Regions from separate parts of the Homo sapiens genome. Here all the other regions are linked to region 1. A link is a contact called in ENCODE Hi-C or POLR2A ChIA-PET data. All regions are on one chromosome and are shown on one strand. The core of a region is the stretch at or near the end of the contact, and the rest is flanking DNA. Distances in the headings are between cores, read along the strand shown.

Evidence for each region. A loop is a pair of places that touch in the nucleus more often than their neighbours do. ChIA-PET counts read pairs that join two places held with the same protein, here RNA polymerase II (POLR2A). Pooled maps may share reads with other maps.
Region 2: a loop to region 1 is called in a map of B cell, with 2.1 times the contacts of the local background. The contact joins two enhancer-like sites. A Hi-C loop is called at or near these places in 1 of 168 maps with a recorded cell type or tissue (B cell), 6 of 37 single-sample maps with no recorded cell type and 5 of 50 pooled maps. POLR2A ChIA-PET finds 5 or more read pairs at or near these places in 9 of 52 experiments (CD4-positive, alpha-beta T cell, GM12878, HEK293T and 5 more).
Region 3: a loop to region 1 is called in a pooled map, with 2.3 times the contacts of the local background. The contact joins two enhancer-like sites. A Hi-C loop is called at or near these places in 2 of 37 single-sample maps with no recorded cell type and 3 of 50 pooled maps. POLR2A ChIA-PET finds 5 or more read pairs at or near these places in 6 of 52 experiments (HEK293, OCI-LY7, Panc1 and 2 more).
Region 4: a map with no recorded cell type shows a loop between it and region 1 (2.8-fold over the local background). The contact joins two enhancer-like sites. A Hi-C loop is called at or near these places in 8 of 37 single-sample maps with no recorded cell type and 3 of 50 pooled maps. POLR2A ChIA-PET finds 5 or more read pairs at or near these places in 10 of 52 experiments (A673, CD8-positive, alpha-beta memory T cell, GM12878 and 6 more).

What each region holds. Positions count from the first base shown.
Region 1 is chr6:156,917,081-156,920,393 of GRCh38, reverse strand. All of the region lies in intron 3 of ARID1B (AT-rich interaction domain 1B), which reads right to left. Among named protein-coding and RNA genes, the nearest start is that of MIR4466, 140 kb to the right of the region's middle. RefSeq lists an enhancer at 2,880-2,939. Within about 2 kb of position 1,616, at least 3 of the 41 ENCODE cell types and tissues checked have a DNase peak (open chromatin) inside an H3K27ac peak, as active enhancers do; they include B cell, where a contact is called at or near this core.
Region 2 is chr6:156,789,752-156,793,064 of GRCh38, reverse strand. The region is part of intron 1 of ARID1B (AT-rich interaction domain 1B); the gene reads right to left. Among named protein-coding and RNA genes, the nearest start is that of MIR4466, 12 kb to the right of the region's middle. Within about 2 kb of position 1,669, at least 3 of the 41 ENCODE cell types and tissues checked have a DNase peak (open chromatin) inside an H3K27ac peak, as active enhancers do; they include B cell, where a contact is called at or near this core.
Region 3 is chr6:156,986,553-156,989,865 of GRCh38, reverse strand. The region is part of intron 4 of ARID1B (AT-rich interaction domain 1B); the gene reads right to left. Among named protein-coding and RNA genes, the nearest start is that of MIR4466, 210 kb to the right of the region's middle. Within about 2 kb of position 1,490, at least 5 of the 41 ENCODE cell types and tissues checked have a DNase peak (open chromatin) inside an H3K27ac peak, as active enhancers do.
Region 4 is chr6:156,850,764-156,854,076 of GRCh38, reverse strand. All of the region lies in intron 2 of ARID1B (AT-rich interaction domain 1B), which reads right to left. Among named protein-coding and RNA genes, the nearest start is that of MIR4466, 73 kb to the right of the region's middle. RefSeq lists enhancers at 301-996, 997-1,694. Within about 2 kb of position 1,741, at least 3 of the 41 ENCODE cell types and tissues checked have a DNase peak (open chromatin) inside an H3K27ac peak, as active enhancers do.

The DNA of each region.
Region 1 (3,313 bases), core at 367-2,866:
AATCCAGGAAAAAAATAATTCCCCAATTTCCCTTGTGTCAGAATATAAATATCAAGGAAAGAGAATTAGTGAATATATAATGAGCCTCGATGATACTTTTAACTGCACACTGCATTCTCTTCCCAACTTCATCCCTCAATACCAATGGGGGCAGGAGCAGGGTATCAGAGAGGAAGACAGATGGGCTGTCAGGCCCAGGGAGCTGAAGGGGAGGGAGGTGAAGGGGTGCAATGAGGAGGCTTGCTCGGAGAGCGCCAGTTCTACCCAACTTTCTGGTTTAGAAGAGCAGGCTTCTTCTTCCACTGGCTGCTGAGTCTGGGGAACTAGGACTAAAAACTAGAGAACAAGGCAATGTCCACTCATGCGTGAAGACATCTGGTTCAATTCCATAAATCCTCCTCTGGCGGGAGAGAGGGATCACCCACCTACAGTTAGTTATAGCAGTGTTAGGATCAGAGAAGGAGGTGAAGCTTAATTGCTCTTTAGACTAAACCCTCCTCTTAAGGTGTTTGAAGTTTTTCTTTAGCCTTTGATGAAATATATCATTCATTCATTCATTTAAAGAGCCAAGGTCTCACTCTGTGACCCAGGCTGGAGTGCAGTGGTGCGATCAGAGCTCACTGCAGCCTTGAACTCCTGGGCTCAGGGATCCTCCTGCCTCAGCCTCCTGAGCAGCTGGAGCTACAGATGTCCGCTAACACGCCCAACTAAGAAATACATCTTCAACAATCTAAGGTTTTCCTCTCCTGCCTCCATGGTAGACAGTCATGCCCAGCTGATGTGATCTCCTCCACATTTCAGTTAAACTGGGCTAAGCAGCTGCCCAACAGTGTCTGAGATGCTTCAAACCAGGACACAGCTGGCCACACACTCCAGGCCTGCCTGGCTTCCTGGCTACTCTTCTCAGGAGGAGCCTTCCATCCCCTTTCTAAAATTAGTATTGAAAATATTATTACTATATAATTCCTCACTTCCTGGTTTTAATTCTGGTACTAGAAAGAAAAAAAAAACTTAAAATATATGTTAAATATGAAAATGAATACATAGCATTATCAAATTATGATCCAATGCAATTAAATTCCCAATTATACTTCAAAACATATTAAAAAAACACTGAAAGTTTTCCATTAAAAGCCAAAAATGCTTCGATACTAGAAGTGATGTGTATAAAATCTGAGGATTTTTCTCTTGCTTTCTTCTGCTACTATTAAGGAAAAGCAAAGGCCCAGGCAGACATAGTTGCAACTAACTACAGATTCACCCTGATTTCTACAGCAATTAAGAAAACCAAATTCATACCAAAAGACATTCTAACATTCTCAAAATGTTATTTTTCTTCATTCTTCAATGGGTCTTTTTTTCTACTTTTTTTATTTTAAGAAGCTTTCAGGAATAACGCCACCAAAACACACAATAAACTGAAACTGTTAACGCAGCAAATTACACCTATATTCAAAACGAGTGCTGAGCTTTTACTATACTAGTTTTTCCCCCAAGGGAGAAAAAGGGAACAGAGAGAGGAAGGTCACTAGTCCTCATTCCCATCCTCCTGGCATCAGTCATCCTGCCAGAGCGAGCGCAGGCAGGCTGGTGGCTCCTGCAGCCTATCTAACCCCACCTCTGTGCTCCCAAAACCGGCCCCAACACAAGGTTAGAAGCCCCAAGTCAACAATCAGAGTCTAGGAATAGGCCTTGCTCAGCCACTAAGTGACCCAGAAGTTGTCTCCTCGGATGCTTACAAGCTCTTCAAACTTAAAAGGAAATCTCCCTCAGCAATGGTTCAAAGCCTGAGACAACTGTAGCAAGAAGAAAGAAAAAGATTCAAAATTCAAACATAACCCAAGTCTTCACTAATAATATCCTTTAAAACAAAGAATAACATTAACTATATTCTGGTTTTTACTGAGTTAATAGACTGTGTTAATATCCAAAAACTAAGCAATTAATGGCAACAAACTATATATGTCCTTGTTTTTTTGCTCTTATAATAAAATCTTAAAATAAGTGAAATGAACACTTCAGTGGCTTTCCACAGGCCTTGTAAGGTTAATTTTCCCCCAAAATCTGCAGGATTGGCTTATAAATTAAATTTTGGTCTTATTTCTATATAAGAAACAGATTTGCATAATATAAATAACAACAATATAAGGAACTGTTTACCCCACAATGGATCACAGCCTCTGTCCCTAATGTGACTTCTGTGTTCCTTCAATGACTTGAGTGGCATGCTGTTACAAGCTTTAAATCAAAAATATATTTCACTATGTTTTTAGCTTTAAAAAAAGTATTTTTTCTAAGTTAAGCTCCTTTGAAAGATTTTGCTTACTATGTGGATTATGATGGATATTTTATGTTAAAAAATTGAAACCTATTTTACCCCCATGTTCCAGTACTATTTTGTTCTTTTCCAAATGATTGCCCATGTGCCAAGTACTTCCAGTTCACGGCATCTCTTTTAAAAATTGCTGACCAAAAAGATGTCTGAAGAAAGATATTTTAGAAAATATCATTTAAACACCCATCTACCTACTCTCATAAAAGTAGACTCAGATTTCCACTTGGTCCAACTACCAAGTGATCTACTGCTAGAAGTTAACTGCTAAACTAGTACTATTTTCTGTTTTAAATGATATTGAACAATAAATAACCTCATTTCATTTTTAATCACTGAGGCAAAGGCAATATAAATCACCAGTTCCCACCATAATTAATATGCTCCATCTAAATGACCTTGACTGTTAACTGACCTCATTGTCTACTTCAGTATCTCTCAGGAATGGGCATCCCCTCTATTTTCACTAACAAGGAACTGGCCCTATCCCAGGATCACTTCTTCTCTCACCAGCAAAGTCTTCCTCATTCTTCCAGACTTCCTCTGAGACACTTTTATCAACATCTTCTCCTAAGCCTCACAACACTAGAATCACAGCTTGAAACACACCCCTCCCACGGCACCGTCAACCCTCCTGTTCAACTAGGGGCTCCTTTAGGTCAGCAACAACGTCTGACTCAACACTAGATTCCCACATGCAAAACAGTCCCAAGCCCAAAGGGGCTCATAAAATGGTTTATGTTTTGCTTGTCCAACAGACCCTGAGGTAAATAAGTACACTTTCATAATACCCATTATTTCTCTTAAGAATCCGAAACAACTATATCAACTTGAAGAGAAACTATACGTATAAAAGCCAAGTTTGAAATTATGTTGCTGCTTTACACTAAGGTTTTTTAAAAAGATCCATACTCTCTAAAAAAAAAATGGTGACTTCTTAAATAGGGTTACTTGCTACAACTCTTCTCTAAGAAAAGAAAA
Region 2 (3,313 bases), core at 420-2,919, 130 kb after region 1:
TCACTGGATTAGCGCTCCTTATGCCTGCCATGCGAACTGCAGTCCACGAAAGCCCCCACATTCTACAAGACTGTGATAAGATACTTCCCCCAATTTTTTTTTCATTGTCCTCATTTAAAAAGAAACAAGTCATCCTCGGATAAAAGGATAATTCTGCTTCCCCCATAGTCTATCGTATCCATTAAGCACATTCCCTACACAGACATCCTAAGGACTAAACCTATTTTACACCCACGGAAAGAGCCAGGTATCTATGACAGCTCCCACAGCGCCTGTAACGGATGCTCTGACCCACGATATTTCATAAACCCTAATGTACACAGGAAAAGCTCAGCTTTGAAAGCTATACAAAAGCACTCATAAATTTCAGACTGCCCTAAGCACCCCTCCTTTTGCTAAGACACTAGCTGGAGTACCACTTCAGACCCATTATTCTTATAACGACAACCTTCCTTATGCATCTCGTCCTATCAGCCTACTCAAGCACCATGACTATTATTTATACTGAATTTTACACTAACTGCAAGTATGTTTATTAACAAGGCAAAGATAAATGTTCTTTAAAACTAGCTTTGTCTAATAAAAATCCAAAAATGTGCTATTAATTACTTTTATTCATCATTACACTATGATGAGTCTCACTATGTTGCCCAGGCTGGTCTTGGACTCCTGGCCTCAAGCACTTCTCCTACCTCAGCTTCCCAAAGAGCTAGGATTACAGGTGTTGAACCACTGGGTCCGGCCTTGCATGGTTTTTTAAAAAGGGGGGGCTGCATAGGACTGATACTTGGGGAAACATGAAATCAGCTTGTCATTCTAGTCAGGAGTGATTGGCAAAACTCTTATGGATATGCTGCTTCTCATTCTTGCCTCTCAAATAAAGAAATGTAGGTTTAGAGAAAGACTTAGAAGAGCCATAAATAACAGTGCTATAATAAAAATACTCAGCTATTACAAAGCTAATAACTCTCATATGAGTAAAGTTCTAAGTATCAATTCATTTCAAAATTCCAGATACAGGTCATACATTCATCTCTCCTTTTTTTTAAAGATTTCTGCTTTTGAAAGACTCATCTAAATTGTCCACTATGTCAAAAGTATTTAATTCCTAGCATTAGGAAATAAACAAAAATTCAAAGATTTCAAAAATATAGTTTGGAAAGGAAGAGAAAGAGGAGAGTCAAAACGAATTAGCAATGCCCATAATAACAATGTCCTTTTTTAAAAGGACACGGTTCCAGAATTCCTACATTTATCTCTCTATCTCCATCTGTCAGTTGCTCTTCGGATCCTGCACATCAGCACATTGTGAACAGACGGTGGGTATTTTCACCCTGGACCAGGTAGAAAGCTTGCCTGCCTGTACACGCTGACTGCCTCCCTGTGTTATCTGTCCGTGTTCCGTTTGAATCCAATTTCCTTGCATTACCTCTGCCCAGGTCAGGGATGAATGGCCGTCAAATTCCCAGTGGAATAAAAAGAAAAACCCTTTTCTTCCTGAGGCAGCAAGTTTCAATTCACAGAGCACATGGCTAATCTACATATGTGAAGGTCACGGCACTTCAGTCAAAGAGGTTAAGAATGGAACAGCTCACGTAAGGGGTTGTCTTAAACATCTTGGCATGATGCCCAACAAGTGAGACTGTTGAAAAGCAATAGATAGCTCTGGCAGCAGCAAGGGGAAAAATATTTTGATCATGTGATGCCATACACATTACCTCGTTTATTTCATGTGTGAAAGTTTGAGAGTCCCTGAAAAATACCACATATGCAAATCAAATCCAGATTTCAGCTTTACCAGTTTAGCCATGCTAGTACACCTTCCTCTTCATAAAATACATTTATATGGAATTTGTGGATGCACCAAGAATAAAACTTCAACATATTGACAGCCAGCTGGCTCAAATATCTTAACAGCTGATTACAACTTCTTTGCATTAGTTTTTCCATGAAGCATGAAACTACTTAGACTGGGAAAGGGTATTTAGACTAAAAAAGCATATTCTTTTAAGTTATCCAAATATAACTGTCTTAAATAAAATTCATCTTCTCCATCTTTCTCTATTCTTCTCTTTCTCACTAATAATATAGCAATATGGAAAATTACAGAAACTTAATGCATAATAAAAGATAAAACACAAAACTGCTTACCTTTCAATTTCCCTCTTCAGTAATTAATTGTAGAATAAAACACTGGTGCTTCTAAGTGCTTGTGTCTCCGACCAATATCAGAGTGGAGGAGGAAGGACAGAGTCTTGCCATATACAATAGACATGGGTGAAAGAGGAAAAGTCAGGATTGCAGAGGGCATGTCTCTGCCTCCTGTATGCATGGCGCCTTCCTGAAATGCGTTCTGCATCAGCCAATTCAGGTTAAAGGCAGTTGGCACTAAGATGGGGGGAAAGGGATGATTTCCACACCCAGCAAAGTCATAAAAAGTATGACTGTAATTTTTAAAATTTTCCAACAGTCAACAATAATAAATACTTGTTTAATACATGAAGAAAATAAAGTAGAAGCAAAAGATCCATTTTACCAATTTGGAAATTGTCTGCCAGACACCCATTTCCTTCAACTCAAAATTCAGATTGCTTATGAGGCCAGAGTTATTGTCTGTATTTCTAATTAAATGGAATACTAAGTAAAATTTAAACACCCCACAAACTATCTTAATTAATTTAATCACCACTGTTTACTCAGTAATCTAAGGACATCACTCTATGCTCAACAATTAATACAATGTTTAACAATTTACAAATATTTTCTGGATATCTACTTCTGTGGTACAGTGCCCCTACACCAACGTCACTAAATGTTTACTGATGGTAGGAAAATTAAATTCTTCAATTATAAATCTTCTGAATTTATTTCCTCACCAGTTAAAAATATGACTGCTTAAAAAACAGGCAAACTACAGTAAACATTTTAGAATTGCTCAATAACTTACTTTTCCTAACACTGGACAAGGTAAAAACATATCAGGAAATTTGAAAACTGCCATGGTATGGATTAGAACTAAGCTTCAAATATAAACCTATTTGCTCTGAAAGACCGATAGGCTGCTAAGTAACTTGTTAAATTAACTAATAGAGAATTGCCTCTAACTCATTTTAATTCCTTATTCATGAGAAAATACAATCCTTTGTTACTCTATTAAAAGGTCCTTTTCATTGCCAAGCAGCATACACGTTTCTTATAAAGTTTAGTCCTCATGAAAATTCCATGAGTTAAGTATCCTTTCCCATTCTTTGACAAATGAGGAAACCACACAGCACAGAGAAGCGAAGTGACTTGCCTGAGGTCACACAGCTAG
Region 3 (3,313 bases), core at 241-2,740, 70 kb before region 1:
AATACAGAAGACTCCCATCACCCGGGAGGTAACATACATCTACCACTGCTACTGCCACTCCCACCATCACCTCAACTATCCCCGCCATCAGCACTCTTGACAAGGCATTTATTGGATGTACACTTAATAAATCAGCAAACATTGCTAATTTCAATACTGAAGTCAAGGGGAATCTCACTGACTCCTCAGACTAGCCTGTGGGGTAGATTATCATCTCCATTTTACAGATGGGGAAAGTGAGGCTTAGAGATGTTAAGTAATTTGGCCACAGTCACACAACTATGGGGCGGCCCAATTGGGATTAAAGGCCAAATATGTATCACCCCCAGGGTCCTTACTTAATGACTATCTACCTTTGAGTAAAACTTTAGAATTTCAATTTATACACTGGCTTTGTATAGTACAGCTATGACGAATTCCCAAAACTTTTTGAAGATTAACATGTATTATCTTGTGACTGTTAAATGCATCATTATCTTCTCTTTTGCTTGGAATCTTCATAACCGCAAAAAGATATAATCCTACTTCACCTTGACCACCAGGACATAAGACGATCCTTTGTAGCAAAAATGCCAACAGCCAAAGTTGTGAAATTTTGTCCCAGCAGTGTTTCATGGAAGACGTGGGAGTAGAGACATAGTGTGGCTGACCTGACTTAGAGGGGTTTCGCAAAGCAACCAGGGAGTGAAATAATCAGGAGTAATACGAATAAAATATGATAAACATGGCCAAGAAGTTAAATCCAAAAGGGAGCTCAAAGAATGGGAGTAGGAGATCACAACACTCTCAGCTCTCTGTGTTGTAAGAGCAGGATGGCAGAACACAAGAAAAGTCAATAGAGTATGGTAGATCCCTGTGACAACATGGCCTTAATGTGGCCATGGGTCCAAGCTACAGGAGCAGAATACACAGAGGCAAAAAATGAGAAATTATTTTTATGGCACATTTCTCTGATTGTAAGAACGCACATATGCAACTGTCATGAATACTGGCTGCCATTCCCTAATCCAGGTTACAGGTAAGGAACTGGTCAGTTGAGATAACAAAAGCTCCAGGTGCATAGGAAGAAGGCAGTAAAACGCACCAATGTCCCTCCCTATCAGATGGCTCAACATGCTGAAGTGTGTCGGAAGTGATTGAAGCGCACTTCCCCACTCTCCTGAAACACAGGCAAACCAGCTGTGTTGGATGCTGCAGTGGGCAAGTTCCTAAGCTTGCACATGCATTCAGACAAACAGGAAATGAGATGTCCAGAGCTGGCAGGTAAGAAAGCTCCTCTGGCAGTCCTTAACTCCTTGCTAGTAAGACTTTTCACTTCCTAGTAGAAGCAAGAGGATGTGCTGCCCCCATTTAAACTATGGAAGGAGTGGCCAGGAGAAGCCAGAGAAGGACTCCATGGATGCACTAGCCGTTCCTCCCCTCCCCCTCACCATGGTTTGCAGCGAATCCCCTGAGATAAGCACAAAAAACAGTGGCAGGCTGCAGGCACCACACATGCATGAATGAAGACAGTACAAAATGTGAGTCACCTCACTTAAAACAGAAGTGTTCCTTTGAAACACCACACAAATTGGGCATATGTAAATTAAGTCACTGGCCCAAAAGTTTACATTATTTAGCATATTACTGGTCTGTTTTTTATCCTATCCCCTTAAACTCCCTTCTCACCCTTCAAGCTCCCGGTTTGTAACTACTAAGTGCGTCTCCAGCTAAATCCTTGAACAATAATCCCTCTACCTTCACCCTAAAACTAGTTGTGACAAATCTGAATTCCAATAGATCAGATTTTTTTAGAGTGTTTTGCCTATATGTACCAACAGTAAGCATCTAGAATGAAAGAAAGACTAAGATATTGACCATTTCCACGATATTCCATTATCCCCAACATCACCATCATGCACACACTTATTATCTGCTATAGATTAATTACTTGCATTGTATTTCATATGTATATTCAAAAACATATTACAGAAAGTACAGAAAGGTACTATTCAACTCAAAGGAATAAAGTCTCAACAGGCCACGATTCTAGATTCGAGCAAGATACTCTGAAGGGTAAATAACATAAACAAGGGCTAATGGGGCCTGTCAATGACTAAAGCTTATGTATTACTATAACTATCAAGTATGAGAATATATTAAGTTTGCAAAACAAAACAAAAGATTCCACAAGCTAAGGAAATTCAAGTGATGTCAAATGAAAAAAGCAGAAAATACAGGCACAAAACTAGCACTGGGCCGGGCGTGGTGGCTCACGCCTGTAATCCCAGCACTTTGGGAGGCCGAGGCGGGCGGATCACAAGGTCAGGAGATCGAAACCATCCTGGCTAACACGGTGAAACCCCATCTCTACTGAAAATATAAAAAATTAGCCGGGTGCAGTAGCGGGCGCCTGTAGTCTCAGCTACTTGGGAGGCTGAGCCAGGAGAATGGCGCGAACCCGGGAGGCAGAGCTTGCAGTGAGCGGACATCGTGCCACTGCACTCCAGCCTGGGAGACAGAGCAACACTCCGTCTCAAAAAAAAAAAAAACTAGCACTGGTATCTAGAAAACTGACTAGAAAAAGGAAACAGAAATATTAGCTGTAATTATCTCTCTAGAATGGAAGAAAAACAGGTGACCCCATCTTATATTTTGCTTTTAGTTTTTTAATTTTTTGAGACAGGGTCTCTCTCTCTCTCTCTCTCTCTCTCTCTCTCTCTCTCTGTCACCGAGGCTACAGTGAAGTGGCAGTATCACAGCTCACTGCAGCCTGGACCTCCCGGGCTAGAGCCATCCTCCCACCTCAGCCTCCTGAGCAGCTGCGACGACAGGCACACCATCACACCCGACTAATTTTTTATATTTTTGTAGAGATGAGGGTCTTGCTATGTTGCCCAGGCTGGTCTCAAACTCCTGGGCTTAAGCGATCTGCCAACCTCAGCCTCCCAAAGTGTTGGGATTACAGGCATGAGCCACCGCACCCGGCCTATGTTGTTTTATTAATACAAAGTACATATAATGAACAGCCAGTTTGTGTTTTAATCCTGTTTAATCACTTTACTATCATTTTGCTACCACTTTACTACCATTATGCTGACAGCTGAGTTTCCTTTTAAAATGGTAGCATTGGCCTTAAAAAAAAATTAGGTCCAGATAACTATACTGTAGTCTGTGTAGAAGTATCGAAAGCTCTTTAATAATAATAGTCATAGCAACAGTAACAGCAAGCATTTACTGAGTAATTACTATGAGCCGGGCAATGCTCTAAGCACATCACGTGCTAATCTTCACCGAAGACATAAGTTCTGTTGTCCCATTTTGTAGGTAAGGA
Region 4 (3,313 bases), core at 492-2,991, 66 kb after region 1:
TTTACAAGTATCACCTCATTTAACCTCACAAAAATTTATGGAGGGCTGGGCACAGTGTGGCTCATACCTGTAATCCCAGCACTGTGAGAAGCCAAAGTGGGGGATCACTGGAGCCCAGGAGTTCGAGACCAGACTGGGCAACATAGTGAGACCCCATCTCCACAAAAAATGAAATTAGCCAGCATGGTGGTACATGCCTGTGGTCCCAGCTCCTCAGGAGGCTGAGGTGGGAGGATCACTTGAACACAGGAGTCCTAGGCTGCAGTGAGCCGTGGTCGTGCCACTGTACTCCAGTCCGGGCAACAGAACAAGGCCTTATCTTAAAACAAAACTAAAAACAAAACGTATGGAGGCAGGTAATACTATGAGACCCATCTGACAGATGCAGAAGCCATCTCTTCGAGGTTAGGGCTGAGCCTCAGAGCTCAAAGACAAATAGGAAAGAGTACTGTGCCATAAAGGTGAGACCACAGAGAACAAGAGAAGCTGTGCTGGCAGATGGAGGAATCAGAGTCAGACATTTCTACACCTTGCCCCCTCTTCCACCACAAAAAGCACACGTGGGAGGAGAAAAAAGCACCTGTCCTGCAGCCTCCAGCTACTGCTCCTACAGGGTGACCCAGGTTAAGCCACTGCCTCCCTGGAAAGGAAGCTTGGGCCTCAAACTGACCACCCTAGAGGACTGGGTCTACCATTAGGATCCATTTTCATGCCCGCGGTGGGAAAATACTCATCCTCAGGACAACTCTAGGGCTCTGAATAAAAACACACAATAAGATTGTTTTAAAGAATATATCCAAATATTTCAAATTCATTTTTACATAGACTTTCATCTAGTCTCACAACACATTTCAATACAGGCATACTTAAGTACTATAATCCCAATGTGTTAAGTAAGATTTAAAGCACAGAGTTAAACCTAGAATTCTTAAGTCCTAATTCCTAATCCAGTCCTTAAGCACTGTAAGATTTTAAAGTACCACCCTATACCATGGTCTTAGTAATTCCACCAGTCAAACCGATCACTGTATGTGCAAATGATGCATGTAGCACATTCCTTAAGGAAGCACAAAGCTTCCAGCCATTATCCCTATCAGCATTATAACAGGCTACTCCACTTCACAGCAAGCTCACCAAGACATGAGGGAAGCTTTGGGTTTTCAAACCTGTTTGTTTAGTAAACCTTTTGCTCTCCCAATTAAGTGAAGGAGGAAGAAATATTAAGTTATAAAACAAAACTAAACATGAAACGAGAGGCTCCTACTTTCAGAGTAAGTAAGATAGCTGTAGCTGGGGTCGCTAATATCTGAAAGGTCTAAAATAGCATAGAGTTCACAGGCACGGGAAAATATAATACAAGTCATTAGCTATTAATAGAGCCAGAGAGCCCACTGTTGTAATTAAATCATAGTTTAATCCTCTGTATAATCCTCTGAGTTAGTCTTGACATGCTTCCTTGTGGTTAGTTTTGGAAAAACATCTGCTAATGGTAAAATTGGGGGCTCAGAGGGGGAAAAATTACATCCTTCTGGTTGGAATAGTCATATGAGTAAGTCAATGAAAACACTGAATTAATGAAGGTCCAAATCACTGGCTCTTAATTTTTTTTTTTTTTTAAGAGACAGGGAAACAGAGTCTTCTTGCTCTGTTGCCCAGGCTGGAGTGCAGTTGCCTCATCACAGCTCACTGTAACCTCAAACTCCTGAGCTCAAAGGGTCCTCCCACTTCAACCGCTCAAGCTTGAGACTACAGGTGCACATCACCACGCCCTGCTAATTTTAAAAATTTTTTCTGTACAGGGAGGTTTCGTTATGCTGCCCAGGCTGGTCTCAAACTTCTGGCCTCAGGCAATCCTCCCACCTCGGCCTCCCAGTGTGCTAGGATTACAGGTGTGAGCCACTGCGCCCGGCCTCAAATTTTTTTTTTTAAGTCAAAAGAGACTTAAACACAGAAACAAACTAAATTTGTGAAGGCTATTACAATTGAACAAAATATTCTGATTCGAAGTCCCTATATGCTCTTGCGAGAGGTAAAGAATAGAAATATAACTTTACCCAGTTAGGAAGGAAATATGTAAGTAACAAGTATTTGTACTGAAAGCATCCCTTTTCTAGACCAGCCTTGCGCTGAGATAACAATATCTCCATAATACCTTTAAAGAATGAGAGGCTGATTCAAGCCACAGTCCACAGGGATCAATTTACTGCCAGTCAATTTGCTAAAGACCATTTAGCTAGCTATATTCAAGCCTAGAATCTTTTAAAAAGCCAAATCAGCTCTGAGTATGTGCTGGGCTTTTTCATTATGTTAGTCTTCTACGTGAAGCACTCGACCAATAAATATTCAAATAAATTAACTGTGCCAGTAAAAAGTTTACTGTACTTAGTCATTTGAATGCAGAAATAGTAATTTTAACAATCTGTGCACAATTCCATGTTACGTTGGGCAGGCCCAGTTCAAACCCACTCCTGACACCCTACAGCTATAAATTATTTCTGGAGCTTGAAAGTGAAAGACAGGCCAGGTCTGAAATAGCACAACAGTTGGACAGTTCCAGCTTCAAGAAGACAAACCCTGTAATAACCTAGATCCAGAGGCTTCAGAAGGAGTCTAACTCACTGTCCAAAAGTGGGGGGAAATCCCTTCCAGAAAACATTCTTCTTTTTAAAAACGTACTCTTCATTGTTATTTCCTAAATATACAATTAAACATTGGAGTGTCAAAAGCAAAGCAGAAAATAGAGAATGCTAAATAAATAACCCGGAACAAGTTGAACCCTTCACGACTGAATGGTCTTGGAGAACAAATAGGGTATCTTCCTCCTCGAAGTCTTAAGATCTGGGTCCCCTTTCTAGAAGCAGCCCCTAGTGCTTGCAGGGGGGCTCTGGCACACACAGAGAGAGGCCAAGGTAACTGAGTCTTTCCCTAGTTAAGTCTCCTCCTTGGGGACATTTTCTTCATGTAAATTAGCAGTGTTCAAAGAGCCAGACCTGGCTCATTCCCCCACGGTAATAAATAATATAACCACACAGAACATTCAAAAACACTGCCCAATGCTGTTAATAAATACGGGACAAATACGCAAGGTTCAAAGATTAATGAAGCACCTCGTTCCCTTCATACAACCACTTGTTATCTGTGAGTGGAAAGATGATGGGGGAATTTTTGTGACTTTCATATTCCTTTACATTATCTGGACACTTTACAGTAAATACTTATCATTTCTCCTGTCAAGGGGAAAATATTTAAGCCATTTTCCTTTTTAATTTTCTCACTCAATGTGGTTTCAAAGAACGGATAGCAAGTTTAACTG